Linked DNA regions of Homo sapiens: regions 1 and 2 are each linked to region 3. Evidence: chromatin loops called from intact Hi-C (ENCODE). Cell type or tissue: PC-3. All regions are shown on one strand. Links, peaks and the distances in the headings refer to the core of each region. The heading gives the core; the rest is flanking DNA. Region 1 has its middle 21 kb from the start of RIN2. Region 2 overlaps RIN2 (Ras and Rab interactor 2). Region 3 overlaps RIN2 (Ras and Rab interactor 2).

Region 1 (9,957 bases), core at 3,251-8,250, 49 kb after region 3:
GGTGGGATTGTGCATGGCTGTTGAACAACAAACAATATAACTTAAAAGATACAGGAGAAGAGAAAATTTATGGAGGACAAATGTTTTCTAACTACCTTAATTGATAGAACTCTTTCTTCCTATCCTATCAGCTACGGATTTACTGTAACAGGCACATTCTGCCCTATAATCCCAATTCTGTTTTCTAGACCTTCTTTTCTAGCATCAAGGTCAAATAAATTCTCTTTTCTTGCCTTCCCTCAATTCCTCAAAATCACAACCATGCTATATTTCAGCTTGCTTCATGTTTTAACCATCATTTTCTTAGATAGCACCTCTGCTAAAGTCCCTCCCACCCTCCCTCCCTTCTTTCCTTCCTTCCTTCCTTCTCTCCTTATATTTATATTGTCAACAGAGGACATTTATCATTACACATCTTCAGAAATATCCAGCTATTTAATCACACCAACTAAGGGATTTACTTTCTCTCTGAAGACATGTTTCCAGAGAATCCTGCATTTCTGCTCCAATCTAAATTGGCTGTTGTCTATACCTGCTGGGAGCTATAACCCCAAGGCATTTTTTTCCCTCCATACTTCTGGGGGTAAATCTGTTGTTTTCTAGAATCTCAAGTCTTCCTCTTTTATTTTGTTTTCTCTCTCATTTTGTTGCAGAAAAGGCTTTCAGAGGTTGTGTATATCTGAGAATATATATTATTCATGTTCAGTGGATATTTTGGCTAACAATGACATTTTAGTTCAAAATATTTTTCCCTCTTAATTTGAAGGCATTTCTCCACTGTGCTTTACTGACTGGTGTGGATGAAGTCTAATCAATGTTAGTCTGAATCTCCTTCTCCTTATAGCTGATCTGATTTTCTTTTCCTCTGGAGACTTTTTCTTTTAAATCCCCCCAAGTTGTAAAATTCACAAGAATCTGTCTGGACTTGATCTTTCATTCATTGCTTTGTTTTATCCATCAGTATCCTCATATCTGCTTGTGTTTTCATTTAATTTACCATAGTTTCACATTTCTTGATGAGCCTCACACAGATCCCATTATTATGGATTTAATTCCTCTTGCACCTCTTTACTTTCATTCTAAGGGATTTGGGGAGGGTAGGGAGGCAAATGCATGTGATTAGTCTACCATTTTGAGCTCTACTTCTTCAGATATTTTATTTGGATATTAAAGGAAAGGATGATCCCAGAAGACTGAAGGACTCGGAGATCCTTGAATGACCTCCTGGGGAAACTTTGGCTGTCAGTGGTGACCTGAAGAAGTGACATCAGGGGGACTTCCATGCGCTTTGCCCTTAAGCAAACTATGACATCACTTTTTAATTGAATAGAAAAGAATATTCCAATATCTTCTGGGCAATTTTGATTAGTCCTGTGCTTATGTTTATGCAGAGTAGAAACTCTACAGGCAGCTTACTACCTAAACTCTACATGTCCAGTACTTCCGGAAGGCACCTGATGCTGGTCCAGGCATGCATTTGAGTTCTTCCATTTCAGTGCAATTTGTAGTTGGCACTTGAGTTGCAACCTAAACTTAAAGATGATGTTACTTATTCAAGTGTGAAGTAATAAAAAATCAATATAGGATGGTTTTGACCAGACATTGTGTTAAGTTTAAGCCCTCTGGAGGAAAGGCTCGAGTGCCATTTACCCTAGTAAGTCCTGATTGTGATCAGGAGGAATTATAGATTCCCTACAGAGAATGAGGAGCTAAGACTAGCAGGGCATCTGTGTCTCCTTTCCAGGCTGGGGCCCAGCGATGTGGGAAGACTGTGGAGCTCTCTTTCACTTAGCATGGTTTGGGGTCAGAAGAACTATGGATGAGGGGTATTGAGGCACACAGGCCTAAGACAGCACCATAGGATTGCCACACCCTCTGGGTGGCCAAAGAAACCTACATGGACCAATGAGGAAAGGCCAGAGGAAAAAAGGGCATCTCTGCAGAGTGAATAAATAATGATAACCACCAGTAGGATGCCTCCTAGGGTGTGGACTGGGGCCGCGATGGGAGAAATGGAATTGACTGATACTTAGTATTCTCCATGGGTCTCCTATGTGGGTAGGTCCAACACACTTGTGTTTTGGAGAATCATACTCTGGTCTCCAAAACCATGGCTCACTGGGCAAATGAATGCTGAGAACAATGGCTTGCTCAAGCTAGAAACTCCCTTGGGGGAACATTTGATGCCCACACAGCAGAGTGGGAAATGGGCCACTGTCTGCCCCAGTTCCCACATGCTTTGTGTCCCTACTCACCTTCCAGATGTCCAAAGGCTGGAACCATGATCGTCCCATCCATCCGGAGGGTGTCTGCCCCTGTCTCACCCCAGCTCCAGCTCCTTCCAAAGGATCCCGGTCCTCCTTGGAGCTGATGTTTCCTAGAGAGAGCCCGCTCCCCTATCTGCCTCTGGCCTGTGCCCTTGGCTATCCTATGTAAGAGCGCATGGCAGCAGAAGCTGCAGAAGCTTTCATCTCTCTTGTGCTTCCCATCCCCACTAGACGGCATCCCTGCCGCCTGGTCTCAGCCCCATCCCCCAAACCCGTGGCCAGCCTCAGCCTTTGGCAGAATCACAGAGGGATCTGATCCCATCCTGGGGGTTGGAGGGCGTATGTGTGTGTAACGCTGGGCAGTGGTTTTGTGGTCCTGGCATCTCCAGGTGCTACCTAATATGGATCTCCCACGGAAATGCTTTTTCAGTGGTAGCAAAAGCAGAGAGTTCTGTTTGTCCTGTTTATAGCATGGCCCCACCCTGGAAATAGACACAGAGGGCTTAAACAGGATTGTAAAATATTCTCACCTTTATCGATAGTCATAACTCTTTCTTGTAAGTAGTTCAGCTCAAATTACAAAGACTTGGTGCATCCATCAACTTGGGATGGTTTCAGGTTAGGATCTGAATCACCACTGTGCTCATTTCCCAGGGCTGCTGTCACAAATTACCACAAATCTGATGGCTTAAAACAACAGAGCCATTTTCACTTACAGCTCTGGAGGCCAGAAGTCCGTAATCAGTCCGGGTTGTTTTCTTCTTGGGGCTCACGGGGAGGACCTGTTCCATTCTCTCCTAGCTTCCGGCGATGGCTGGCAGTCCTTGGCATTCCTCGGCTTGTGGCAGCATCACTCCACTCTCGGCCTCCGAGGTCACCTGGCGTTCTCTCTCTGTGTCTGTGGCCACATTTCCCTCTTCTTTTTATTATTTACTTCTATTTATTTATTTATTTATTTTGAGACGGAGTTTTGCTCTTGTTGCCCAGGCTGGAGTGCAATGGTGCGATCTTAACTCAGTGCAACCTCTGCCTCCCAGGTTCAAGCACTCCTCCTGCCTCAGCCCCTCGAGTAGCTGGGATTACAGGCATACGCCACCAGGCCTGGCTAATTTTTGCATTTTTAGTAGAGACGGGGTTTCACCATGTTGGCCAGGCTGGTCTTGAACTTCTGACCTCAGCTGATCCACCCGCCCCAGCCTCTCAAAATGCTGGGATTACAGGCGTGAGCCACCGTGCCCGGCCCATGTTTCCCTCTTCTTGAAGGGGCACCAGTCATTGGATTAGCGCTTACCCCAATCCCCTATGACCTCATCTTAACTTGATCATATTTGCAAAGTCCCTATTTCCAAAGAAGGTCACATTCACAGGTTCTGAGGGATGGGACTTTAACATAAATTTTTTTTGGAGGGGGGACAATTCAACCCAGAATAGTTATCAAAGTAAATTAAAAGATAATTAAACACTAAAATGTGATACATATTATTATTCTTTCAGCAACAGTGTTGTGAAATTTTCTTAGGCTCACAAATAGCCACTTTTTAAAATACACAAACACTGGTTTAAAAATACTCAGATTACTGAAAAATGGAAAAGTAAGTGCTTTCACCTCTCTTAAACTACTAATTAGTGCATGCAAGAAGAAAAAGAGTCATAAAGGCAAATACTCCTCTATAATAAGTGGCAAAACAAATATAGAGAAATCAGGTTCATATAAGCATGAAACAAATCAGTTTATATCTCTTTAAAAAGAATAACCAAAGTTTGTCTTTGCTGCATCTGCTTTAAAGGTAAAAAATTTCATTAAGAAGAGAGATAATATTTGAAGATAACTTTTATTTTCAAAATTCTTTAATTTCTTTCTTTTTTAAACTGTAGAGTCCCAAAGAACAGAAATGGACAATACAGCATGTGGGTTTTTTTTTTTCAATTTTACACTGTTTTGTATATGTATGACACTTAGAGAAACATCAGAGAACTTTTAATTCTACTGATAAATGAAACAGAAAACTTTTAATTCAGCACAGGAAAACATTCCTGCTTCAGCCTGACCTATTTGCAGAACACACTCAGCTCATTTTTCCTGTATACTTTCCTGCAGCTTTGAGTGAAATGTAGCACCAAGGAGAAAGAAGAAAGGCATGTTTAGATGAAAGGAATTTAGCTGCCTGCATTGTTTCTTTGAATTAATATCTTACCCTGTACATAAGTATACAGTATAAGGCTGATACTTTGAAGTATAGGATTTCAAAAGGGGACATTTTAGGAAGGACAAAGGCTTTTAACGAAATTTCCAGGAAACTAAAGGCATTTCAGGCCTGCTTAGCTGAAGCACTTGTGAACATGCATGTATGACGAATGATTTCAATTGAAACCAGCACGAGTTTCACACAATTACCCAACACTTGGAAATAAAGACAAGAGAGGGTTAAGGTTAGGGTTAAGGTTAGTTTCTCCTTTCAGTGGCATACTGAAACATTGCTCAACAGACGCACCCAAGGATTGTTGTGTGAACTAAGGGAGTGCACCTCTGACTCACTCTTTACTGTTGATGGAGGACTCACACTTTATGAAGTTACACTTCAACATGTGTATCTTGTCTGGGAAAGGCAAATCATTTGAATCAGGTAATGAAGACTGCGAGAGGTTATGAGTGTGGTTGCATTGGAGCTCATTCATTAGTCTCAAATCTAGCACTCTTCACAGTCTTTGTATATACCTATACATCCTGATGTCCTCAACATGCTTTTTGAGCTACATTTACCATCTTACTGATTAATGTGTTAATAAGCTAATAAATCTAAACCTACACTCATTTTAGTTTTCCATGAGAGTAGTCTTGGAAAGATTTTTGAGCATTGTGCTTTCACACAATTTTGGACTTTTTATCTGTATCCTTGTTTTGGTGGTGGACTATAAGAGGTTATGCTATTTTTTATTTCTTGCTAGTTTCTTTTTTTAGAGATAGGGTCTCACACTGTCACCCAGGCTGGAATGCAGTGGTACGATCATAGCTCACTGCAACCTCGAACTCCTGAGCATAAGTGATCCTTCTGCCTGAGCCTCCCAAGTAGCCAGAACTACACTACAGGTGCATGCCACCATGGCTGGCTAATTTTTAAATTTTCTGTAGAGATAGGGTCTTGCTATGTTGCCCAGGCTGGTCTCCAAAGCCTGGCCTCAAATAATCCTCTGGCTTTGACCTTCCAAAGCACTGGGATTACAAAGGTGAAAAACCGTACCCAACATATAAAAGGTTATTAAGGCCGAGCACGGTGGCTCACTCCTATAATTCCAGAACTTTGGGAGGCTGAGGTGGGCAGATCACTAGAGGTCAAGAGTTCGAGACCATCCTGGCCAACATGGTGAAACCCTGTCTCTACTAAAAATACAAAAATTAGCCGAGCATGGTGGCGCGTGCCTGTAGTCCCAGTTACTCAGGAGGCTGAGGCAGGAGAATCGCTTGAACCCAGGAGGCAGAGCTTGCAGTGAGCCGAGATCGAGCCACTGCACTCCAGCCTGGCGACAGAGCAAGACTCCATCTCAAAAAAAAAAAAAAAAGTTATTAATAAAAGCACCAAGGGTGTGTTTTCTTGTGTCAGGCTCTTGTTAGTCCTGGGAAGAGGCCACAGACCAAAACTCCTCACTGCCCTGTCGTTATCTGTATGTAGAATAAAATGAAATGCCAGAATAAAATGCCTCATTTGGTTTCATCTGGATTTTTTTTTGCAAATGAAATTCTGTAATGATGGCCTGAGCAGATGTGAAAGGGGCATTTAGAACCAATTCCCAGTTGTTTTGTTTTATATTTGGATTGGGGTGCAAAATGGGCAAGAGAGAGTTGGGCTGTAGTAAAGGCAACACGAGGTCCCAAGGAAAGGAAAATTTAACCTGAAGGAAAATTCAGGGACTGTGTGAACTAAAATCCAAAATTTGTCATGCAGAGAGCTGTGATTAATTTCTTTCACAAGCTGCAGAAGAACAGATTTCCATTCTCGCTCACACAATTGAACTTGGTAATGCCTACACAACAGATGACTACTGCTACTCCCCTGGGCAAAGAAATTATCCCCGCCTCTGGTGCCCTGTGGGCTGAGTCATCTGCTCCTCCACTTCCTGGCTGTGTTTGCTCCTGGCGTCAAATCTTGCTGCTATCCAGCTGGGTTCCAATGATTATTTCAAAATTAACAGCCTAATGTCGTCCCGATGGGACCCGTCCCCACACTTATTACAAAAAATTGCTGTTACATAAACCACTTTTTTCCTTGTCCTATTTTCTGCCCCCTTTTTTAAATGTGTTGAGTTTCTTGGTTGAGGTTTTTTTTTGTTTTTTGTCCCCCATTCCCTTAGCCCCTTATCTTGCAAGTAAAGCACAGTGTCGCAGGGCTACAGGCCTGTTTTGTTTGTCAGTACAGCTTAGGAACTTTCTATACTAGCAAGATATCTGATGTGAGTCCCCTTCTAAAGAAACAACTGGAATGAATTTGAAAATCAAGTAGGAAACACCTTGAGTTAAATCTTTATCTTTTAATTGAGCTCTCTAGTTTCTCCTCTGCCCCATCAAAACAAAGGCTTATTGGAACTAAAAGATGACCCTTTTGCCCTTTAAACTGTACCAATCTATCCCCAGTTTCAAATGTGTTGCTCTCCATAACTCTTGTCTGTCCACATTTGGCAAGTCTTGTAATACACACGGATACCCTTGACTTAATATAGAGTGACCTCCTGGACAAGGCTTCTGTGCAACCTGCTTCTTGTCTTCTGAAGAGCAGAGCAGAGAGCTACTGGCAGCTCATCTCACACTTGACTATTCACAGAAATCACCTGGGGATCTTGTTAAAATGCAGGCTCTAGTTCAGGAGGTCTGGATGGGGCCTGAGAGTCTGCATTTCTAACAAGTTCCCCAGTGATGCTGTTGCTCATGCTGCTGGCTCTGGGACTATCCTTTGAGAACCGTTGCTCTGAAGCATCCCGTCTGTTTCAGGGCAGACGGCCTCATGACCTTTGCCAAAGGCAGAAGCAATGTTCTCTCTACACCATGGAAGAAACTCTAGGGCCTTTGTTGGCCAAGTCGGCCCCTCAGTACGCTCTGTCTGCTCTGCTCAATATTGGAGCCCCTAATCACATATGGTTCTTTAAATGCAGATTTAAATTAAAGATAAACAAGGTTAAACATTTTGTTCCTCAGTTGCATGAGCCACACTGCAAGTGCTCAACGGCAACAGGCCTCTGGTGGCTACTGTACTGAGCAGCAGAGGTAAAGAACATTTCCATCATCATGGGAAGTCCTGCTGGACAGTGCTGTCCTCCAGGAACTCCAAAAATCATTTCTCTCTCTCTCTCTCTCTCATCAAAGCTGCCGGGTTAAGGCCCACTCACACTGGGTAGCAAAGGCCTGCAGGACACAGGGCTTTCCTTTAGGAATCTGCACAATGAAAGATCGCAAATGGTATGATTATGCTTCCTTAAACCAGTGGTTCTGAACCATGGATACATGTCAGAAATACCTGGGAGTCCCAAACAAAATCTGAGGTCCTGGGGTGTGTCAGACACCAGAGAACCCAAATCGGGATGGGGTGGGGGTTGGCGGCTGGGCCTTGGGATTCTTAAATGCATCCTAGGTGGTTCTAATGTGGACCCAAGGTGAGGAATCACTGCTTCCACCTGAATTTAGTGCCGTGCCCTGCACTGACGCACGGTGTGAGAAGGGCTAGGAAACATTTTCTGGGCTTCTCAAAATACTCTGCTTGTTTTCAGCTCCTCATGGCTTTTTCAGTGCCTCCATTTTCAGGTGAAGTCTCTGAGAAATTGGACTGAAGCCTTTAAAAATAATAATAATTTTAAATTTCTAATAGAGACTAAGAAACTGAGACATCTTCACTGTGACATTCTCACACAAGAAGAGATGTTTGGCCGCCGTTGAAGGAACACTGAGATTCATTTTGATCTTTCTTTGCTTCAAGTGTCCCCGTATTGAAACCTGCCTTATTTATGAAAGTCAAGAAGGGAAAATAAAACATTTTTATGTTAACACATTTCTTACACCCATCAGTGTTCCCATTAATGTTCCAGTCACTGGGAAAAGAATAGTGCCTGGGCCAGGCAGGCCCGTGAAAATCATGCAAATAGTTACAGGTGAGGAATTTCATCTTTGGTTGGATTTGACTCTCCATGTGAAGAGTACCTGTGGATATAAGGGACACATTAAGGGTTGCTCCTGAGATTTTGAACTCTCTATGCTAGATGCATACATTAAGAAAATACATTTTTGTTGGGCGTGGTGGCTCACGCCTGTAATCCCAGCACTTTGGGAGGTGGAGGTGGGTGGATCATGAGGTCAGGAGTGTCGCTTGAACCTGGGAGGCAGAGGTTGCAGTGAGCCGAGACTGTGCCACTGCACTCCAGCCTGAGCAAGAAAGTGAGAGACTCCGTCTGAAAAAAAAAAAAAAAAGGAAAAAAGTACATTTTATAAAGATTTAAAAGCAGAGTTTCCTGGTTTCTGCCTTATGCTCATGTAACTGCATTCAGAAAAATGGACAGGGAGGATAGAAAGACCTGTTTAGAAGCAACATCAATTACAGCAAAGATAGTGTAGGCCTTTCAGCTGAACTGGCATTTGGTCTGCAATAATGACATGGTCCAGATGTTGGATCCATGTCACTGTGAGTATCTGAGCTGTCATAGGTCCATGTACACCTGCATGCTTCCGAAGTGTCTTCTATTTTGTTAGTAATCACTCATAGTCTTTTCTTGGCAGTTGGCCACAGAGATTCCTTTTGCTGGGTTGAAAAATATACTGAGGACCAGGCCTATTTGACATTGTGCCTGTGTATAACCCACACTTATCAATTTAAAAATCAGGCCTATAAACAGGCATATGAAAAACTGCTCAACATCGCTGACCATCAGGGAATGCAAATCAAAACAACGAGATGTCATCTCAACTCCATTTAAAATGGCTTTTATGCAAAAGACAGGCGATAACAAATGCTGGTGATGATGTGGAGAAAAGAGAACCTTCATACACTGTTGATGGGAATGTAAATTAGTGTTAATACAACCGCTATGGAGAACAGTTTGGAGGTTCCTCAAAAACTAAAAATAAAGCTACCAGCTATCCTACTGCTAGGTCAATACCAAAAAAAAAAAAAGGAAATCAGGATATGGACATTATCTGCACTCCCATGTTTGTTGCAGTTCTGTTCACAACAGCCAGGATTCGGAAGCAACCTAAGTGTCCAACATCCGATGAATGGAAAAAGAAAATGTGGTACATAGGCCGGGTGCGGTGGCTCATGCCTATAATCCCAGCACTTTGGGAAGCCAAGGTGGTGGATCACGAGGTCAGGAATTCAAGACCAGCCTGGCCAAAATGGTGAAACCCTGCCTCTACTAAAAATACAAAAATTAGCCAGGAGTGGTGGTGGGTGCCTGTAATCCCAGCTACTTGGGAGGCTGAGGCAGAGAATTGCTTGAACCTGGAAGGCAGAGGTTGCAGTGAGCCGAGATCGCGCCACTGCACTCCAGCCTGGGTGACAGAGTGGGACTCCATCTCAAAAAAAGAAAGAAAAGAAAAGAAAATGTGGTACATATACATCATGGAGTACTGTTCAGCCGCAAAAAAGAATGAGATCTTGTCATTTGCAACAACATGGATGAAGCTGGAGGTCATTATGTTAAGTGAAATATACCA
Region 2 (9,957 bases), core at 1,978-6,977, 190 kb before region 3:
CTCATAAATAATAAATACTGAAGGACACGGTATGATTTTAAGGAAGATCCCATTAGCCCAGCAAGGAAAGGGGCCGAAATAAGGATAACAAGCACTGGGGCTTTGATCCACTTCAGTTTCTGCTCATTTTGGTGGGCTTCAAGGAAAGCTAGTCTGCAAAAGTATGGGCTACATCTGTGTGATATTTGATGTAGGGAATCCATCAGCCTGATTTCAGTGTCTTTTAGTAAAAGGCCAGGAAAAATGAAAGCAGGGAAGAAGAGACCAATCTCCCTTATGGAAGAATTCCAAATAATTTATGTAGATCCTCCCGCTTCTGGGAGGTGGAGCTTAATTCTACTCCATCCCTTGAGTGTGGGCAGTGCTAAGTGACTTGCTTCCAAAGAACAGAGTATGGAAAGAAGGGAATCTTTAATTTTACAGGGCAGAAACCTGGCATACATGGCCTGGGTCAGGGGGTTGGGAGAACAATTTCAGTGATGAGTCATGCAGACAGCAGTACCCTCTGGTGTGATGTGCCTTCACCTCTGAGGTCACCTTCCCGCCACATAAAACCAACTGGAAGGCAGCGGTAATTCCCTGCCACCAGAAGTATAGACAAGGCCTGCCAAGGGACCGTGTCAGTCGCGCTTGCATCTTGGCTTGACCTTGCTACGCCTTTGGTTTCTTCATCTATAGAAGTGAGGGCAATAAATGGAGCCTCCCAAGGCATTCGGAGGATTAAAAGGGATTCTTATACATTAAAGTGCTTTGTAAACCACACAGGGCCGCCCACGAGGAGTGATTACCAGTGCTCTCACTTGGCTCTTTTAAAAACAGGGATGCATTTAATTCATACGCTTTGACTCTACAGAGGAGGTGGCTGTGACTTCACCTGGGCCTGGACAATAACTGAGAAGCTCCAAAGTGGATACTGTGTCTGCGAGAAGAGAGTGGGGGCTGTGTCTACACCATTTGTTCCCTGTTGAGAGACTGAGCTAGTGAGACAAGGCTGTGGGTAGGACCTGAGGACCAGGGAGGGCTGCGTCTATGCGGTGCTGGCCTCACAGAGGCAGCCAGTGGGAACCCTCCTTTTGGCTGGAGTGGAGGGGTGGAAAAACATAGGTGTGCCCTAAAGAGCCTGATGCTGCCACACAATTCGTGCAGCATTTTAGGTGTCTTTTGGGTGACATTCCTCAATTCCTACATGAATTCCTCTTTTACCTGGTGAGGTTTCCTGCCTGGGAGGTAGAAAGACTCTAGGAATATGGTCAAAAAATACTCTGGAGCAGACATCTTCGTGTGACTTATTTTGTGATGCCATCCGCCACCCACCTTGTGAGCAAGGTCTTTCCGAATTACTGAGCTAACAGCCCCCTTGTGCAGGCTGTCATGGAGTCAGGGGCTCAGGGTCAGAGAGTCACAACTCCAGGGGTGTCAACCTTGTTTTGGTTGATGTAACATAATTGACCCCATTTTGATGCCCTAAAGTAAAAATTAATCAACAAAAGATGTCCCACAGGGGAAAACCAAGTGCTTCTTGTCGTGGTCTTCTATTTAAATTAATTTTTGGAAATAATATAGGTATCCTTTTGCATACCACAATCTTTCTTCTTTTTCTCTGCCTCTTGTTAACTCTACAAGGACATTTGTTCCTTCAGGCGATAGGGTCACATGTACTAGATCAGAAGTCAGAAGATTCAAGGTTTTAATCTCTGTTTGGCACTAACATGCCTCCCTGGCTACACCTCTCAGAAGAGTTTTTTTTTTTTTTTTTTTTTTGAGATGGAGTTTCACTCTTGTTGCCCAGGCTGGAGTGCAATGGCATGATCTCGGCTTATTGCAACCTCCGCCTCCCGGGTTCAAGTGATTCTCCTGCCTCAGCCTCTGAGTAGCTGGGATTACAGGCATCCACCATCATGCCTGGCTAATTTTTTTGTATTTTTAGTAGAGACTGGGTTTCACCATGTTGGCCAGGCTGGTCTCAAACTCCTGACCTCAGGTGATCCACCCACCTCGGCCTCCTTAAGTGCTGAGATTACAGGTGTGAGCCACTGCACCTGGCCCCAGAATAGCTCTTTATCTTAAAAAATAACCCAGATAACTCAGGGGCTTGAACCAAACTGTGACCTGAAAAATTAAAAACAAGTCACACTAGATATTGAAGCTAGAGCCAGCTTAAATACTCATTTGAAAACAAAAACAAAAACAAAAAAAACCCAGATCTGAACCAGAGTAGTTGTGATTGTTTAACTCCCCGGGAATCATTTCAATCACCTTTTCTATATGCGCTATACTCTCCGGTGTCTAACCACATTTTCCGTATCATTTCTCTATTAACAAACAAAAAACACTCAGATACGTAAATCGAAGTGACCTTTGAAATATGTGGAAATTGACTTTAAGGGTACTTTTTCTTCAAATTGTTAAATTGCTCTTTGGAGAAAACATACATTTTGGTTTGTAGCACTTAAATAAGCACAGTACTGTCTCTTTTCTGCTACTGACTTCTAGGAATATGAATAGTTGGCTCTTTTGTATCACTGCTGATAGTCTGTGGAGAGTATCTGAATGAAATAGAAAATTTAAGATTACTAACATGTTTGGATTTGGACAAATTTTGTTTTTCTTGAAACAAGCCTTGAAAACAGAGGGATTTCCCAAGACTGACATCAAGTCAGAAATAAACATCATTTTACTAAAATGAAAACACTAACCACACCATTGCAACAAGTTCTGCAAAATGAAGATTTCTCTACCAGAAACTTTGGTTGGATATCCCCCATGGGTTGAAAAAGACTAAAGCAAGAGTGGTGGGATGTGAACACCCACCAGTGAGGAACGTGTGTTGAAGCAGGAAGTGATTTCACCCCATCTACATCCTATAGCATGGGTCATCAGTAATGAGCGCAGCACACTGTCCGTGAAGAGGTTGATCCCAATACTTTAAGTAGGGCCCCCAAACTGCACACTTCTTATTAAAGCATTTGTCTGTTCTTCCATGTACCACTCTGGAAGGGTGAGAGTAGGTGATGGCTCTCTGGGAGGGAAGCCCAGTATGTGGCCTGGAATGAATAGAGAGCTGGCACACACAGGAACGAGCCCGTGTCTCTCCAACCAGGAGAGCCAAGCTGGTGCCAGGCAATGAACATGTATTCAGGAACCTCTGCATAGCAGGGCTTTTGGTTGGAAGTGCTCCAAAGGGTAGTCTAAATAGAATGCAAATTCTCCATGAGAGAACATAATCATTTACAGGGGCAGTTTTTCGGTTTTGAGATTGATTCACTGTTTATCATTTGCACTTGTCTAGAAAGTGCTAGAAAGGATAGTGACACCAGCACATGGGCAAAAGGAAAGTGACTGAGAACTATTTGTTTTTCTCATTAGCTTTTCTCTATGTAACTGAAGAACCACCCTCTGAAGAAGACAGATGAGTAGTATCTCCATATACTAAAGGGATACATGTGCATGCATTCACAGGGTCATTTTCACCTAAGAATGACTGCTCTAACATACATGGATTAAACCAGTGTATTATCTCCTCCTACCTTCTTGACTTCAAGTTGTTCCATAAATCTAGGCTTTAAATTAGAATTCTGTCTTCTAGTTCAGAGCTATCTTCTTCAGAAGCTATAGGAAATGAGGATAGAACTAGATTTTTTTTTTTAAAGCAGACATAGACCAGTTTTTAAGCCCACATAGACAAGTGGGCTGGCTAAGTCCATGTTCTGGTCAGAGGCCTAATCTAATAAAGTGCACCTCTATGGGGACTGGCTTTCTAATAGTTAGGGTCGCATCTTTCCTTCCACCTGGACTTGTGATGAGTTTCTCAGGTTGACCTCTGCTCCCACTCACCTTCTTTATTTCAAAAGCCTAGCACTGTCACTATACTTTCAAAACAGAATGCTGTTTCACTGGTGAAGAAACAGGAGGAACTGACTGCTTTTAGTGCAAAAGTTTAAAAAAACCAAACCAAACAAACCCACAGAAAAAGCATGGCAATGCTTGTGGAGGCCATATCCATAACTCAACAGAGAGCTTTAGTCTGAGCTGCCTCAACACAGGGTTGTCCCTGCAGTTACAATTCCCCTGAACTACTGATGAGAAAATAGAAACACAAGCAGCAGCAGCAGAACAGTGAGCTCAGCAAACGTGGGCTTCTGATCCAATGGAAGTTCAAATACCGCACCTGCTAGTTTACTAGAGAGTGTGGCTGTCAGACAAATGGCATGGCCTGGCAGAGCCCTCCTTGCCTTCCTCCAATCCTTAAGGGATGACGATGCCTGTTCACAGGGGTGAGGTGAGGACCCACTGGAATAGCTTGGACAGGCTGCCGGGCTTATACTCGAAGCTCCATAAATCATTTTAAATTAAAGGCTGCATCCTTCTAGAGTAGTGAAATACATAATTTTAGCATGTTTTTTGGAGAAAATGAGTGAGTCCTTGAGTTCTAAGAGCAAGTACCACATCCGAATTTAACTACAAAAGGAGCTGGCTGAAGAGCTTCCCGGGACTAACTTGGGTTGGTTCTTACAGCATCAGCAGGGAGGGAAGGCCAGGCACTGTGGGCTGGTTGGCGCCGCTGGCCACATAGCTCAGGCCTGACATCAGCCCCTGCCTGGCTGCACCCCCCTCTGACCCCAGCCCCTAAGAGGAAGCTTCTCCTGCAGGTTGGGTTTCTGTTAATACTGAGTCAGATATGGTCTCCCTTGAGAGCGGGTCTCTGGTGGGATGGGGAAAAAGGCAGCCTGTGTGGATATTCTGCTGTCTCCTTGATGTCTTTTTCAATTAGAAGGCACCTCACAAGGGCACATTCCTTTAGCCACTCACTCCAGCAACACCCCAGCTTTAACCACGCCCTGATCAACCAGGCCTGGCCTCAGTCAAACCACAAGAAAACAAACAAGGCTTTGATTCCTTTGTGAGAAAATCAAAGAGCTGCTGAAAATCACTTAAACGAGAAAAAAGAGAGGAGAGAGAGAGAGAGACAGAGAAAGAGAAAGAGCCCTCTATCACACACTGTTTACTACTTTCAACAAATGGACCCAATCAGAAAGAAAAAATTGGGGTGTAGCTTCTGAACCGCCTGGAAATGTTTGGTAGCTCCAAAGGCTCCTGCTGCCTGGTGAATAAAGTCTCTGAAATTAACCTTCAAGAGTCAACCTTCTAAAATTAAAAACAACAAACAAACAAACAAAGAACCTTCAACATTCTCACCCTGGAAGAAAAGACTGCTTGCCAAATTCAAATTTGCCTTGGCCAAAGTAACCATTAGCAACTCATCCTTTAAATGAGATTATAAAGAAAGAATTTCCCCTTGAAGTTGGAGAAAACACCTTTCATGTGACCTCCAAACTATGTTACTTATTTTAAAGTTACACAAAACAAACTTGTCTTTTTCAGTTTTTGCTTACTCCCAAGCCGTGCTGCTTACAGAAGTGTATGGGATGAGGAGCCAGCAGGATGGTAACCTTGAGGGAGAACAGGGGGCCCGGGGTCCCTAGATGCTGGTCAGGTTCTGCTTATCCAGGGGTTGGTAGTTGTCCCACAGGTAAGCTTGCGGTGGAAACTCATTCCAATGCATACGTGAGTTTTGTGCTCTCTGAACATATGCTACACCTCAATAAAAAGTTTACTTGCAACCAAGACAGAACAAAATACCCACTGCCTCTCAGAAGATAACAAAACTACCTTTGTATGTATGCACAGCCTGCAGAGAAGCACGCGTCCAGAAACACCCGGCACATGTAACACACACACGTTACCACAGCAGGCGGCAGCTGGACCCACAGAGGACCAAACTCCATCCCTGAACAGAATCACTGTGCAGCTCCAATCTGTCACTCCCGAAGACATTTTTGAGTCTGGCAGTCAGCAGCTACTTTGAGAAACTGATTTTTCCATTCAAACCGGGAGAGAAGGTGGAGCTGGGTGTTGTTTTGAACTTCGGAGTAAACTTCATAAAAAATAACAAACATAGGTTGCACTGCCCGGACAGAGTTACAATAGATTTTATATTTTAAAAAAGAGGGTACTTACCTATTTGGTCTTCAGGGATCAGCGACTCGATGGGGGGGTCCAGCTCCGAGCTCTGAGACAAATAGTTCTTGACCTGGGTCATGAACTGCCGGATGGTCTGCAGCATGTCGGTGCTGGACACGTGGCACTCCTTGTTCTCCTGCAGGAAGCTCACGTAGTCCTGCACTAAGCACCCGAAGTAGGTGCATTTGTCCCGGGAAAGCTCGGCGATCCTGCGGACCATCCGCTTCTCCGGGGTCATGAAGGAGCTGAACACCCCGCTCACCTTCTGCAGCTGGGACTTGACGAGCTTGGGCAGCACGAAGGAGCTGCTCCTTTTCTTTTTGGACTTGATGGGGGGCGCCATGGTCTCTTGGTCACTTTCCCCCTCGTAGTCCTCCAGGCTGCTGTTGGTGTCCGCCTCGTAGCCAAACAGAGGCATGCTCCGGTCGAACTCCAGCGAGTCGGAGGAGGAAGTAGAAATGCTCATGTCGCTCAGCCGCTGCCGGCCTCCATGGCACGGGGGCCGTGATTCAGAGCTGGGCGGCGGGGCCCTTGTGCAATCCCCCGGGGCGGCCTCAGGCGGGGCCCCACCTGGGCTGCCAGCTGTGCCCAGCTCCAGCTCCGGGCCTGCGCCCGGCCGGCCGCCGCTCAAGGTCTTTGCACCGCCCTCTGCTTCCAGAAAAGAAGCCTGCTTCTTCAGCCGGGGTGGAGGGATGGGAGTTGGTTTCGTTCCAGGCAGAGCTACGTTCCCATGTTTGTTATGGTTGACTGTTTCTGGCATGCTCGTCTGGGTTTCAGTCCTGGCCAGCCGAGGGCTTGTGTGGAGACTATTAATAGCGGGTGGCGGGGGCCTGGGTGGGGGGGACCGAGTCCGCTCCGTGCCATTCGCGTTGGGAGTCCTTGTGCTCGGCCGTTTCAGGCCTCCACTGAGGTCCTGGCTGTGCACTTTCAAGAAAAGGGGATTAATAAAGCACAGGGCCCCGTTGGTCTGGCTGCACTCCAGCTCTGAAGGCGTCCTGGTTTTGATAGAATGCACTCCATTTATAAGGCAGAGCTGACGCAGGGAGGCAGGACAGACACCGTCGGAGGAAAGAGGCCTATGGGGAGGTGGAAGGTTCGGGGGTTTGCTGTCAGCTGGGGAGCTCCAGAAATCTGAAAGTCATTATCAGTGAACACAAGAATGTAAATACGGTACACTCAGACCATTCCTTCACAAATTAAAAAAAGCACACTGCATGACAACGCGAGTCTTGCGGGGTGGGGTAGGGGGTGCGTTGTACTCAGGTTTACTGCATTCCTTTACTGGAAAGGGCAGAAAGGCTGCCAGGCCCAGCTGTGGGCTCACAGGAAGGCTCCAGGGGTCTGTCACCTTCAAAGCCCTGGAGAAATGGCTTGGCCAACATAGGATTCCAGCCCTGCCTTTTCACAGGTAAGTTGGAAGAAAAAAAGGAACTGGAATTGCTCCAGTATAAGCTCAAAAAAGGTCACTGGGGCTTCCTGACTTGCTTTACAAAAACTGAACCGACTTACAAAGCAACACCACCCTTTCCCAACAACTTCTCCTGGGATGCCCTCCACAGTGCAGCTGCCAGCCAAGGAATCGGGCCTTGAAGTTCCCCTTTAATGGGCAGGACCAGCAGCTGGGCCTGGGGGATGTTACACAATCTGCCTAGGGTTTTACACATTCAGCATTAAAACCACCAAAGGAGGAAAACTACATTCATGGGTCCCATCAGCAGAAAAACCACAGCAAGCTTAATGTGCAGTGCAGGCCCAACCATTTACCTTTGTGGTTTGGAGTCCCTCCTTCCCAAATCCTATATAACCTCCTCACCATGCTCATAAATATGCAATGCTCTGCGAAGTAGTGCAGATTGCTTATTGATCTGTACTGCCTGTGTCTCCTCTTGCAGATGAGTCTCAGTGTTCCATGTAAGTTGAGGGAGGTAGTGCTGTGATCAGTGGTGCCTGTTATAATTTCCATTTGGGATAGGTTATTCTTTTTTTTTTTTCCCTTGAGACGGAGTCTTGCTCTGTCGCCCAGGCTGGAGTGCAGTGGCACGATCTTGGCTCACTGCAACCACCACCTCCCAGGTTCAAGTGATTCTCCTTCCTCAGCCTCCCGAGTAGCTGGGACTACAGGCGCACACCACCACGCCTGGCTAATTTTGGTATTTTTAGGAGAGACGGGGTTTCACCATGTTTACCAGGCTGGTCTCCAACTCCTGAACTCAGGTGATCCACCTGCCTTGGCCTCCCAAAGTGCTGGGATTACAGGAGTGAGCCACTGTGCCTGGCCTGGAATGGGTTATTCTCTATCTCTAGCTATGCTTTGCAGTGTCTTTCTTTCCCATGGGCCCAGAATGGCTGGCCATGGGAGGACTGAGATGAAGCCCTTTGGGAGTCCTGGCTCTCCCTTGTCTGTGTGGTGACAGCCGTGTCACCTGCCTTATGTAATCTATCCTGTATCCCTCCTTCTCTCTCCCGACTCCCGCACTGTCCAACAAGAAAGCCAACAGCCACAGGTGGCTATTGAGCACTTGAAGTTGGCTAGTACAACCGAGGAAGTCAATATCAAATCTCATTCAGTGTCAATCAATTTAAATTTTAGAACTCATGTTCAGTTCAGTTACTGGAAAACGTTTAAGTATCTTTGGAACTTGGTTATGAGAATCTACCTTTTTAACTGTGAATTTAATGAAATCTAAATACAAACCATGTATTTCTGACAAACATTCAGGGCCTGAGTTTGAGATATGCTGTAAGTATAAAATAACTCATTGGGTTTCGAATACATGATATGAAAAAAAGAATGTAAAACATTTCATACCTTAAAATTTTTTATATTGGCTGCATGTAGAAATTATAATGTTTTGGATATATTAAATACAACAAAATAAATTATTAAAATCAATTTAACCTGTGTGGCTACTAGACAGTTTCAAATTACACACAGATTAGCCTTATGTTTCTATTACCCAGGACAGCAGGTCTTGGAGAAATTACTTCCACCTCCTTTGAGTCCTCCTTAGACTTATACTGTCACAGCTGTAAATCTTTTGTAAGGCTTTGTATATTTAGTTCACGTGTATATCTATCTCCCATATAAACTACAAATCTCATTGGCAGTAGGTACAGGCACAGGGAGTGAGAGGGGATCTTATTAACCCTTGAGTCCTTGGTCTGGGGCACAGTGTCTGCCACAAAGCAGACCCTCGAGGAATATTAGTTTGATGAACAGTACTTTTACTGAGGCACAGAATTTTAAAATATTCTATCTCTACGCAAAATGGATAATATGCACATCGAGAATCACAAGTCGAATATATGTTAATTAGCCCTCAGTCGCTTCTGGTTAGTAGCCACTGGAGCAAACTCTTTTCACCTCTCTCGGCATGGCACAAGCATTGTCCTTGACACTTTAGTCCTTCAGACTCAGCACTATGCACTCACTAAGCCTGTGGACCATCAGACTGGAGCTATGTGGACAGAGGTCGGGAGAGAGAACTGAGACCCGGTGCACATCTTCAAGAGGCCTAGAATCTAGTTGACAATATTGACTTAACTTCAGCAAGTATTTTAATCTCTCTCCAAAGGTATGCAGAACTTAGTTGCAAGAGAAGGTGCAACTTTTAAATAGGGACGTTTCTATGGCCCGAGAGTTTTACCAGTATTCTCTTTCCAAATCCCATTACCCAGTCTTGCCATCAGACAGGCCTCAAACACAGAAGGCAATCCTTCTACAGATACAATCTAAGTTTCATGGCCGAGCACAGTGGCGCACGCCTGTAATCCCAGCACTTTGGGATACCAAAGCGGGTGGATCACCAAAAGTCAGGATTTCGAGACCAGCTTGGCCAACGTGGTGAAACGCCGTCGCTACTGAAAATACAAACATTATCTGGGCGTGGTGGCAAGTGCCTGTGACCCCAGCTACTCGGGAGGCTAAGGTGGGAG
Region 3 (9,957 bases), core at 1,892-6,891:
ATAGAGAAATCATAAAGGACTAGGAAGAAAATTAAGAGTGTCACATAACAAAAGACAAGGGAGAGGAAATTCTATTGAAGTATAATTAACATACAGTAAAGTGCACACATCTTAAGTTAAAAGTATTATTTTAAAAAATCTTCGCATATCCCAAGTTCACGAAGATATTTCTCTTGTATTTTTTCTAGAAGGTTAATTGTTTTAGTTTTAACATTTAAGCCTATGATCCATCATAAAATCATTTTTGTGTATGGCATAGGAATCAAGTTTTATTTTTTTCCTCAGGAATATCAACTGACTAGCGCCATCTGTGGAAAAGACTCTTCTCCCGCCTCCACACCCGCTTAATTGCAGTGTAGCCTTTGTTGTAAGCCAAGATACTGCATTATCTTGTAGCTCTGTCTCTGAACTCTCACTTCTGTTCCATTTACCTATTTGTCTATCCTTGTTCTGATGCCACAGTCTTCATTATGTAGCTTTATAGCATGTCTTAATAATTGGTAATGTAAGAGCTACAGATTTGCTGTTGTTCTTAAATATGGCTTTGAATTTTATAATTATTTTTCAGTTTCACCTACAGTTTGGAATTAACTTGCCAATTTAAACAGAAAATAATTCTGCTAGGACTTATTTGAAATTTTAATGAGTCCGTAGATCACTTTGGGGATAAATGACATCTTTAAAATATCTCAATCCATGAACATGGTATGTCCTTCTATCTATTTAGGTCTTCTTTAATTTCTCTCAATGTTTTGTAGTTTTAGTGTGGTGTTCTTGCATATCTATTGTTAAGGTTTTTTTTGTATGGTACTGTAGATCACATTTTCTATTTAATTTTCTACTTGTTACTAGTATATTAACTCCTGAGTAATGGCAATTTTAATTTTTTTTTTTTTTTTCGAGACAAAGTCTTGCTTTGTTGCCCAGGCTGGAGTGCAGTGGTGCCATCCCAGCCCACTGCAACCTCTGTCTACTGGGATCAGGTGATTCTCCTGCCTCAGCCTTCCAAGTAACTGGGATTACAGGTGCCTGCCACCATGCCTAGCTAGTTGTTTTTTTTTTTTTTTTTGGCAGAGACAGGATTTCGCCATGTTGGCCAGGCTAGTCTTGAACTCCTGACTTTAAGTGATCTGCCTGCCTCAGCCCCCCAAAGTGCTGGGATTACAGGCATGAGGCAATGCACCTGGCCAATTCTTATTTTCTAATTTTAATAACATTTCTTTCTTTTTCTTGCCTTAGTGTCCTGGTAAGACTACCAGTATATTGTTGAATACAGATGACAGAGTGATAGATGCTATAAGGTGACAGTGAATAAGAGTGATAGGGCACGCTTGTGTTATTCCATACATCAGAGTGAAAGCATTAAGTATTTCACCATTCAACATGGCTTGCACATACCCTTTGTCAGATTCAAGTGGTTACCTTTCCATGGTAGTTTGCTGAGATCGCACTAAGTATTTTTAATCTAAATGTTAAATTCTACAATAAAAACACAATAACTTATTTGGAAATACAAGTTAGGGAGGGGTGTAGTACTTTACATTACTGATAGAGGAAGTCTTCCTCTATTTGGAAAAGACCATCACCTGGGATAGATGGAGTAGATCTGAGATTGTCTTGTGTAATGCATAGGGTAGTAACATGGTTGCCAGTAAGCACATGCTTGAGTCAAGCAGTTTAATACCTGAACTGTCTATCCTCCCCTTACTAGATCTATGTCTCTGGACCTGGAGCTTAAAATACAAAATCCAGAAAGCATAACATAATGATAGCACTAGCTACCACTTATTGAGCACTCAGTATATGCTTGACATTGTATTAAGCCATTTATGTCTATTATTTCATCCAATCCTTGCCATAACCTTCATAACAACAGATGAGGCAACAAAGGCATGAGAGATAAATTTACTTGCCTGTGGTCACACAGCCAGTAAGTGAGGGAGCCAGGATTCAAACCATCTGACTCCATGACATTAATCACTACACTTTTGCCATCAGGAATAAAATCTTCTCCCTCTAGCCCCGCATTTGAGGTCATTTCTCTCTCTCTCTCTCTTTTTTTTTTTTTTTTTTTTTTTTAAGATGGAGTCTTGCTCTGTCGCCCAGGCAGGAGTGCACTGGTGCGATCTCAGCTCACTGCAACCTCTGCCTCCTGGGTTCAAGCAATTCTCCTGCCTCAGCTTCCCAAGTAGCTAGGATTACAGCTGCACGCCACCATGCCCAGCTAATTTTTGTATTTTTTTAGTAGAGATGGAGTGTCACCATGTTGGCCAGGCTGGTCTCGAACTCCTGACCTTGTGATCTGCCTGCCTCGGCCTCCCAAAGTGCTGGGATTACAGGTATGAGCCACTGTGCCCAGACAGTCATTTGTCTTTATTATGGCCTAGAATGTTAAATATGTTTGCTCACCATAGAATTAACTTGAGAGCTACCCAATGTTGGGTTTCATTAGAAATCCTTGAGACCAGCAGCCACATTTTTAGTCCCTATGTCCTTTTAGCTTTATCCCATCCAGAAACAAAATAAATAGCTCTCCAGTAACCTATCCTATCATTTACTTTCACCAAAAGCAATAGATACATAAAGCTTTGCAAGTACAAAAACAGAAAATCACTGGAAAATAACTCAATTCTTTTCCACTGGAAAGGTTAGCATGTAAGCTAAATCTAGAGAGGAATATAATTCTTCCCCAAAGAGACATGTTCTGTCCTATCAACTTCCGCTATAAAAATTATCCAAAACAGCACTACCGCAAAAGGTATTAGGCATAGTCACTACACTTTCCCTAGAAATGATGGCTTCATGCATCTTCACGCTTCATGCATCCTCATTATCTATTGCTATATAACTAGTCACCGCAAGACTCAGTGGCTTAAAACAATAATCATTTTATTATTGCCATGGTTTCTGAGTGTCTGGAATTCAGGAAGGGCTTGGCTGGGTTGTTCTGGCTCAGAGTCTCAAATGTGGTTGCAGCCAGATGGTAACTGGAACTGGAACAAAAGGCAGAGTGTGTGGGGGTGGGGAACGGGAAGGTATGGCTGGAACAGCTGGAGACTGCTACGGTATCTCTCTCTTTCTTCATGTAGCTTCAGGGCTTTGTCATGTGATCTGTTTGCCCGGGGCTAGTTTGGGTTTCCTCATAGCATGGTAGCCTCAGAACAGTCTAACTGCTTGCATGGCAGCTCAGCACTCCAGCAAGAATGTACCAGACAGCAAGGTGGAAATTGCACTATCTTTTTCTTTCCAAATTATCCTCAGAAGTAATGCAGTATTATTTCTGCTGCATTCTATTGGGTACAAGTGAGACACAAACCCACTCAGACTCAAGAGACAGGCATTCAACTTTACCTCTTGATAAGGAGGTGCCTAGGAGAAGGTGTGGGATGGGTGATGACATTGTGGCTATGTTTAGAAAAATACAATCTGTCCCACAGACTGAAGTTAGCAATGCACTGGAAATCTCACAGAGGGGGAAGCCATTCCCATTCTCATTTTTCACATGTATAAACCAAGGCGAAGCATTTCTAAGCTGCTTGTGGTCACACAGAGGCAGGGAAGAAACTATCACATGTGTTACTTTGACATATATACAACTTTAATGATGAATATAATGTATGAAAATTACTTTTTAAAGTATAAAATACGGCATCATTTATGGTAGTCATTCATTACAATTTGAAAACATCTCTGAAAAGTTTATCTCTGAAAGTTTGACATATTACCAAGGAGAATGAAGCTCTCCTTGGAAAGTTTAATCCACTCAACTTGATCTTCCCTGGGAAAGTATTTGGGTATTTCCTAGTCTCATATAATAGAGAACTTGGCAAGTAAAAATGATAGCCAACATTGGCCTTGCACAATGTTCCCCACTGAAATAGCCAGTACGCTTATGGATAAGAAATGCTTGCCTTGGGCTGGGGTTTAGAAAACATAGGCCTGTGGATGGGAAAAGGCAACAGTTCTTGTCCATCTACTGTCCACTGAAAGGATGTCCTGCCTGGCAGCACAAAAGCATCTGCAAACTGAATTTCCCCATTTCCTCTCCGGAGTTCAGTCAACTCTCATTTCACTTCATCCTGGGTTTTGCCCATTTTAGTTCTGATTTTTTTATTAAAGGTTGGGTTTTTTAGCATATGAAAGTTCTTATGTTAGGACATTTAATTAGTGGTGGAATGTCATTAGTTTTCTTTTGCTCTGGTGTGTGTGTGTGTGTGTGTGTGTGTATGTAGAGGGGTGAGAACATTGACTAGCTGAAATGCTTAGATTCACAAACTCGTTTCTTCTGATTGCAGCTTTGCTTGCACGTTGTCTGCCACTTTCTGCTCCTTTTGTCATCTATTTTCTTTACTGGATCGTGAGTGAGAGTTGATGTAGGCAGGGGACAGCGTGTGGGTGGTTAGCCAGGTTTCTTGATTCAGATGCGCCCTCTACCGTTGATAGAGTGAAGTGTAATTTCTTTATTGTGCTTACTCTGGAAGAGGGGAAGCATGTCTGATTTTGCGGTTTTCTTTGATCTCTGAAGGACCCTTTATTTTATTCTTTTTGCCTTCTTTCTGGATATCACCAAGTCTCCAAGGGGCAGTGCCCTTCCTAGTTTCCCTCCTCTCTCCCAGTAACCTCGCCTTTCCTACGGCTGTAGCCTCCAGTCTCACACTGTCTGGTATTCCCACTCAGGATGGGGCCTGTCCTTCCAGGGGTAATGTGATCTGGGCTGCATCACCCCGGGCTATGCACACTCCTGCCCTTCTCCACTTGTCCTCTGTGGTCCCCGCCCAATGCTCTAGACAGGGGCGGGCTCCGGAGCCTGCCTGGCTGGACCTGGATACTTCTCTCACTACTTACAGGAAATTTGAAGTCTGTAGAATTTTGTCTCTTAGTAATCCTGAGGGCTTGTGTAAACAATGGTTTTATTTGCTCTATTTGTTGATTTGGGTAAATTTTTTTAAGTTATGGTAAGAGATTTGGATGCAGGCAACCACCATTATTCTACTGAAATTCAGAGTTCCCTATGTGTTTAAATAATAATGCCATTTACTGTGCTAAAACATCCATTTACCCAAATCTATTTGCTCTTCACAATACAAGCATTTCTTAGTGCAACAGTATATATAGCTTTTTAAACAAGGAACCCTTTGTAATAACTAAATGCATACACACACACATACACACACACACACATAATTGTTTAAATTCCTTTCTGACCACTATAGCATACTTGAAGCTACAATTCTTAGATATCATCAGCCATCACCAAAACAAGCAAACTTCCTACATCAACTGCATCAGCAAAGGGCACAGCACCCTTGATAGCATCTGCTGTCCTGAATAAAACTACAGGTTGCAGGAGTTGCTGGCAAAGCCGCATGTGATTTTCCAGTTGCCTTGGGGTAGCAGGCAATTGGCCAATTTCAAGCAGCGCCATCCGGTGCCACGTGCCAGCCCTGCTCTGACACACTGTGTCCGTCAGTGTCTCACTGTGCTAACCTGGCCTCGGCCCTGGAGTAGACACTGCAGGTGCTGCTCGTGTCCCCTCTTCCACGACAGCCTGCTGGACTCCACACAGCCAGCATCCCCGTCTCCTTGCCTGAGGGTTCCTCTGGCTCTTGGAATGAGCTTTTCCCAGGGAGAGGCCTGAAATGCTGGGAATCAGTTCCCAGACCCCAGTAGCCCTCAATCTACAACTGATGAGAGCGAGTGTGAACACCTGCCCTGCACCTCCCACACCTCCACCCCTCGTGGGATAGTCAGCTTCCCGGCAGGGGTAAGCTCTAGCTGTCCATGGGGTAAATTATTGATAATACACTCCATATTGTTGCCTCCCTCCCTTGCCTCACCTCCCCACTTTCCTAGGGGTTTCCTGGGACCGCCTTCCCCATCAACTACTTGCATTCTAATCAAATCCTTGTTCAGAGCCGGCTTCGGGAGGAATTCAGATCCAGACAGCTCCCCAGCTCAGGGCCTCACCTCCAGCCACCCAGAGCCTTTGCCTGGACAGGAATCACCCAGGTCAGAGACAGCCCCAGCTGGGTCCCCATCCAAACAGGGCAGGAATGAGAGGGGACGCCCAAAAACCTGGGGGTCTAGGGAAGCTCAGGAGAAGGCCCTGATGAGAGTTTGCAGAGAACCCTGGTGTGGCATGGCTGAGACTCAAAGGGGCAGTGATGGGGAAGGCCATCTACAGTCCATGACAAAGGCCTGTGCACACAGTAACTTCTCTGCTGATGTTTGTGGGATTAATAAATGAGCAGGAATTTAGTTTGAGAAAACCGTATGAATATAAACCCTGTTAAACACAGAAAGTTTTTCCAGTTACAACTCTAATATAACAAATATTTGTTGTGTTATGATCTGATACAGCAACACACTACCACCAGGATGAGCGAGAGCTGGGATTTATAGACTCCCACCCACCACCAACGTGGGGCACTCAAGAGAACCCACCACTGACCATAGGCGGCCGCTGCTTTGAATTCCTGGGTGGGGTCACATATTAAGAGAGATGGAAATGGTTTAAGCTTGTCTTCAGACACTCACTGTCCAAAGCTGCTAGGCATTCTAGGCTCCTCCTGTTGCAGGCCTGAGCTGGACAGCCAGCATACAGGTAGGCAGGGGATGCAGTCAAACCGTCAAACACCTGTTGAATGGCCATGAAGTCAATACATCTCTGTACCAGGTAGGAAATACCTTAATAATTAAGACAAGGGACAGATCAACTTGAGTGATGCTTTAGAAGAGGCCAGACTAGCACATGAAGCTGATGAGTTTGGTTCATGCCAAGTAGGAGGAAGGGAGGCATTTAGAACACAAGAGAAGATGCACATTTACAGGTAGAATCAGGCTTTTTCCAATTCTTGGGGACATCAGTTAATTAAATCAGCCGTTATTTTTAAACTTTGTTATTCAATAATAACATTTTAATAGTTATCTTTTTTTTTTTTTTTTTAAGACAGAGTCTCGCTCTGTCGCCCAGGCTGGAGTCCATCTCAACTCACTGCAAGCTCCACCTCCCAGGTTCAAGTGATTCTTGTGCCTCAGCCACCCAAGTAGCTGGGACTACAGGCGTGCATCACCACGCCTGGATAATTTTTGTAATTTTAGTAGAAGCGGGGTTTCACCATGTTGGCCAGGCTAATCTCAAACTCCTGGCCTCATGTGATCCACCCACCTCAGCCTCCCAAAGTGCCGGGATTACAGGCGTGAGCCACCACGGCTGGCTAACATTTTAAAATACGTATCTCATGCCTGACATTGGCTTAGGTGCTACGCATATGGCAAGGAACATATAGGCTTGATCTGGACCTTTCCTTCAAGAGTTTTAGTGGGAAAGACAGACCAATCTAGTGTGGTCAATCCATTGGATATTTCATGAATAATTCTCCATTCATCTTTGTCTGATACGGGCCTGTGGACCCTGGTCATGTGCAAGCCCAGATAAGGAAGGGTTAACTGTCTTGTCATTAACACCTCAAACAATAAAACAGATTTTTCAATTAGCGCTTAACTTAAAATGTAAAGCCAAATTACACTACCTTAGTAACCTACCATGGGAAATGGAACCATTCTTTGACGATGCATGGTCATCAATAACCTTCAGTACATATGTTTTAGGTTTCGTATTCCTAGCTGTAGGGGGCACAGTAATTGCAAGCACTGGGTTAATGAAGATTGGCCACAGATGGATACCTGGAAATACTTTTCTTGAAAAAAAAAAAAAAAGTGTATAATCTTCCTTCATAGCTCTTTGCCTCACTCATAAAAAGCTTGCTAAATAGGCCTTGCGCTGTGGCTCAGGCCTTCAATCTCACCACTTTGGGAAGCCAAGGCAGGTGGATCACTTGAGGTCCAGAGTTTGAGACCAGCCTGGCCAACATGGTGAAACCCCGTCTCTACTAAAAATATAAAAATTAGCCAGCTGTGGTGGTGGGTGCCTGTAATCCCAGCTATTTCAGAGGCTGAGGCAGGAGAATCACTTGAACCCAGAAGACGGGGGTTGCAGTGAGCAGAGAAATCGTGTCACTTGGTAAAGGGTACGCAGATGTCAGATTTCCTGAATGATGCAACACTCATGCTTTTCTAAACAGATCCCCAAAGCCAGGATACAAGGAGATTTCCTAACCTCCAGAAAGTCACCTATTGCAAAGTCATTATCGATGTTCTCTTTCTTGGCAATAATAAGCGAATTCTACACACTCCTTACAACATGTAGTCACTGCCCACTGAGCATCCATCCACGTGTCTTCTATGTCCCAGATGTTCTTGCATTGGGGAGGGTCTATGTGACTGAGTTTGGGCCAGTAAAATATGGATGGAAGTGACATATGCCACCCTCACTCATGGCATTTAAAGTGAGGTCACGTGTCTCCAGCCTTCTCTCCCTTTCTGCAATAGCCTTGTAAACTATATGTTCCAGATGACATGATACAAGATTAAAACAGCCTGGATCCCTGCATTATCACCTGGAGAAGAGCCACCCAACCAAGATCATGTGGTGGTTGTGGGTTTAGTGGCTCGCTGCAACCACTCTTTCATCTCTCTATTACTAGGAGAACTAAAATAAAATGAACTTCCTTCCTATTCTTCAAGACCTCTATTATTTACCTTGTTACATGTAAAGCCACAGCACAAATGCTGAGTGCACACCCCATGCCAGTTAAATTCAAGTATTATGTGGCATAGCTCCTTTAATCTTCTCCTTTGAAGCAGGTGCTATTCTTATTTTCATTTTACATATGAAGAAACTGAAGCCCAGAGAGGTTAATTAGTTTGCCCAGAAATCCCCAGCTTGTAAGTAGATTCACGAGGGTTGCAACAGAGGCCACCTAGCTCCAGAACATGTGTTTTTATTCACCACACTGTCCCACCTCTCCATCTGGCCTTTCGTTTCAGCACCAGTCATATTCTTGAGCACTAGGCATTTCCACTAACACAGTGTTGGCTGCTGGGTGGACTCATGGTGAGACCCTTGAGTCCCACTTGGCTTGCTCTACTTTAAGAGAAGCTCATTACATCCAGATCTCAGTGGGTAGCAGGGCGTGTGACATCTGAGCAGAGAATGGGACACCCTGGTCTCTTATCTCAGTGGGTAGCAGGGCATGTGACATCTGAGCAGAGAATGGGACACGCTGGTCCTTTGTGATTGTATTTTTAAAGAGGCACTGCTTCTTCAAAACATATCAATTCGGGACCACTATCGGAAGCTGTCTTCACAAACAACCCTAGGTCATGATTATTCCCTTGCTATTTTAATGCTTTCCTTTTAACTGAATTCTAGGCAAATGCAGCCTTAAAATTATATAGCTGCCTTCATGATAAGTGAAATTTCTCAAGGAATATCTCCCACATTAACAATTCATGCTCTGAATCACATTACACTCTGGACCAAGAGCTGAGTCAATGAGGCATTGGTGTTTTGTATTTTTGTTTCTGTATTTTTCTGAACGGTTCAAATCATATACAATGAGTAGATATTGTCTTTATAATCAGAAATAAAAGCTATTATCTGTTAATGAGGTGCTAGCAGAAAGGAAATGATTGAACTATTACAGAAGCCATAATATCGCTTCTTTAGGGCAAACACGCTGACCTCCAGAAATAGGCTGATTTTGCTATGCTTAGGCAAACCACAGGTTTCATGTATTCTTTCCCCGGAGGCACAAAACATGCTGGTAACAATAAAAACCACATCCATCGCACTAACTCGAGCTCTGTAAGCAATACATGGTATACTTTTGAAAGCCATGGCATGACTAGATTGTCTAACCACTGAAAGTCTTATTTTAGAAAATCTCAAAGTGTTCAAGCAAGAAAAATATTAATACTTGTTTTTCCTGTGCTTGGGTCTGGGGACACTTATCTGAGGCTCTCTGCTTGGCTACAATTTGACAAGCACGGCCAGAATGAATCAATTTTTCATCCTAGGGGTCAACATAGATCCTGGAATTTGAACACATTTCT

The links. Hi-C counts contacts between places; a loop is a spot of excess contacts. Peaks named below come from ENCODE experiments on the same cell type or tissue, not always from the same donor. Only the 100,000 strongest peaks of a DNase experiment are listed, where the experiment ranks them.
Region 1: it touches region 3 in a loop (4-fold over the local background); 2 of 110 quality-filtered maps call a loop at or near these places.
Region 2: a loop joins it to region 3, with 13 times the contacts of the local background. A loop is called at or near these places in 20 of 110 quality-filtered maps.

The regions. Positions count from the first base shown.
Region 1 is chr20:19,732,036-19,741,992 of GRCh38, reverse strand. No RefSeq gene overlaps it. Among named protein-coding and RNA genes, the nearest start is that of RIN2, 21 kb to the left of the region's middle. In PC-3, for the core only: no CTCF peak of the experiment used is centred there; DNase peaks (open chromatin) are centred at 4,772 and 6,322; H3K4me3 peaks cover 359 bases; H3K27ac peaks cover 3,787 bases.
Region 2 is chr20:19,971,849-19,981,805 of GRCh38, reverse strand. It overlaps RIN2 (Ras and Rab interactor 2), which reads right to left. Exons shown (of 13, transcript NM_018993.4): 9 at 6,019-7,152. Among named protein-coding and RNA genes, the nearest start is that of NAA20, 41 kb to the left of the region's middle. RefSeq lists enhancers at 462-961, 962-1,463. In PC-3, for the core only: no CTCF peak of the experiment used is centred there; DNase peaks (open chromatin) are centred at 4,685, 4,815, 6,175 and 6,585; H3K4me3 peaks cover 4,655 bases; H3K27ac peaks cover 3,576 bases.
Region 3 is chr20:19,779,545-19,789,501 of GRCh38, reverse strand. All of the region lies in intron 1 of RIN2 (Ras and Rab interactor 2), which reads right to left. Among named protein-coding and RNA genes, the nearest start is that of RIN2, 26 kb to the right of the region's middle. In PC-3, for the core only: a CTCF peak has its summit at 4,438; DNase peaks (open chromatin) are centred at 2,981, 4,441, 4,791 and 5,331; H3K4me3 peaks cover 1,278 bases; H3K27ac peaks cover 3,928 bases.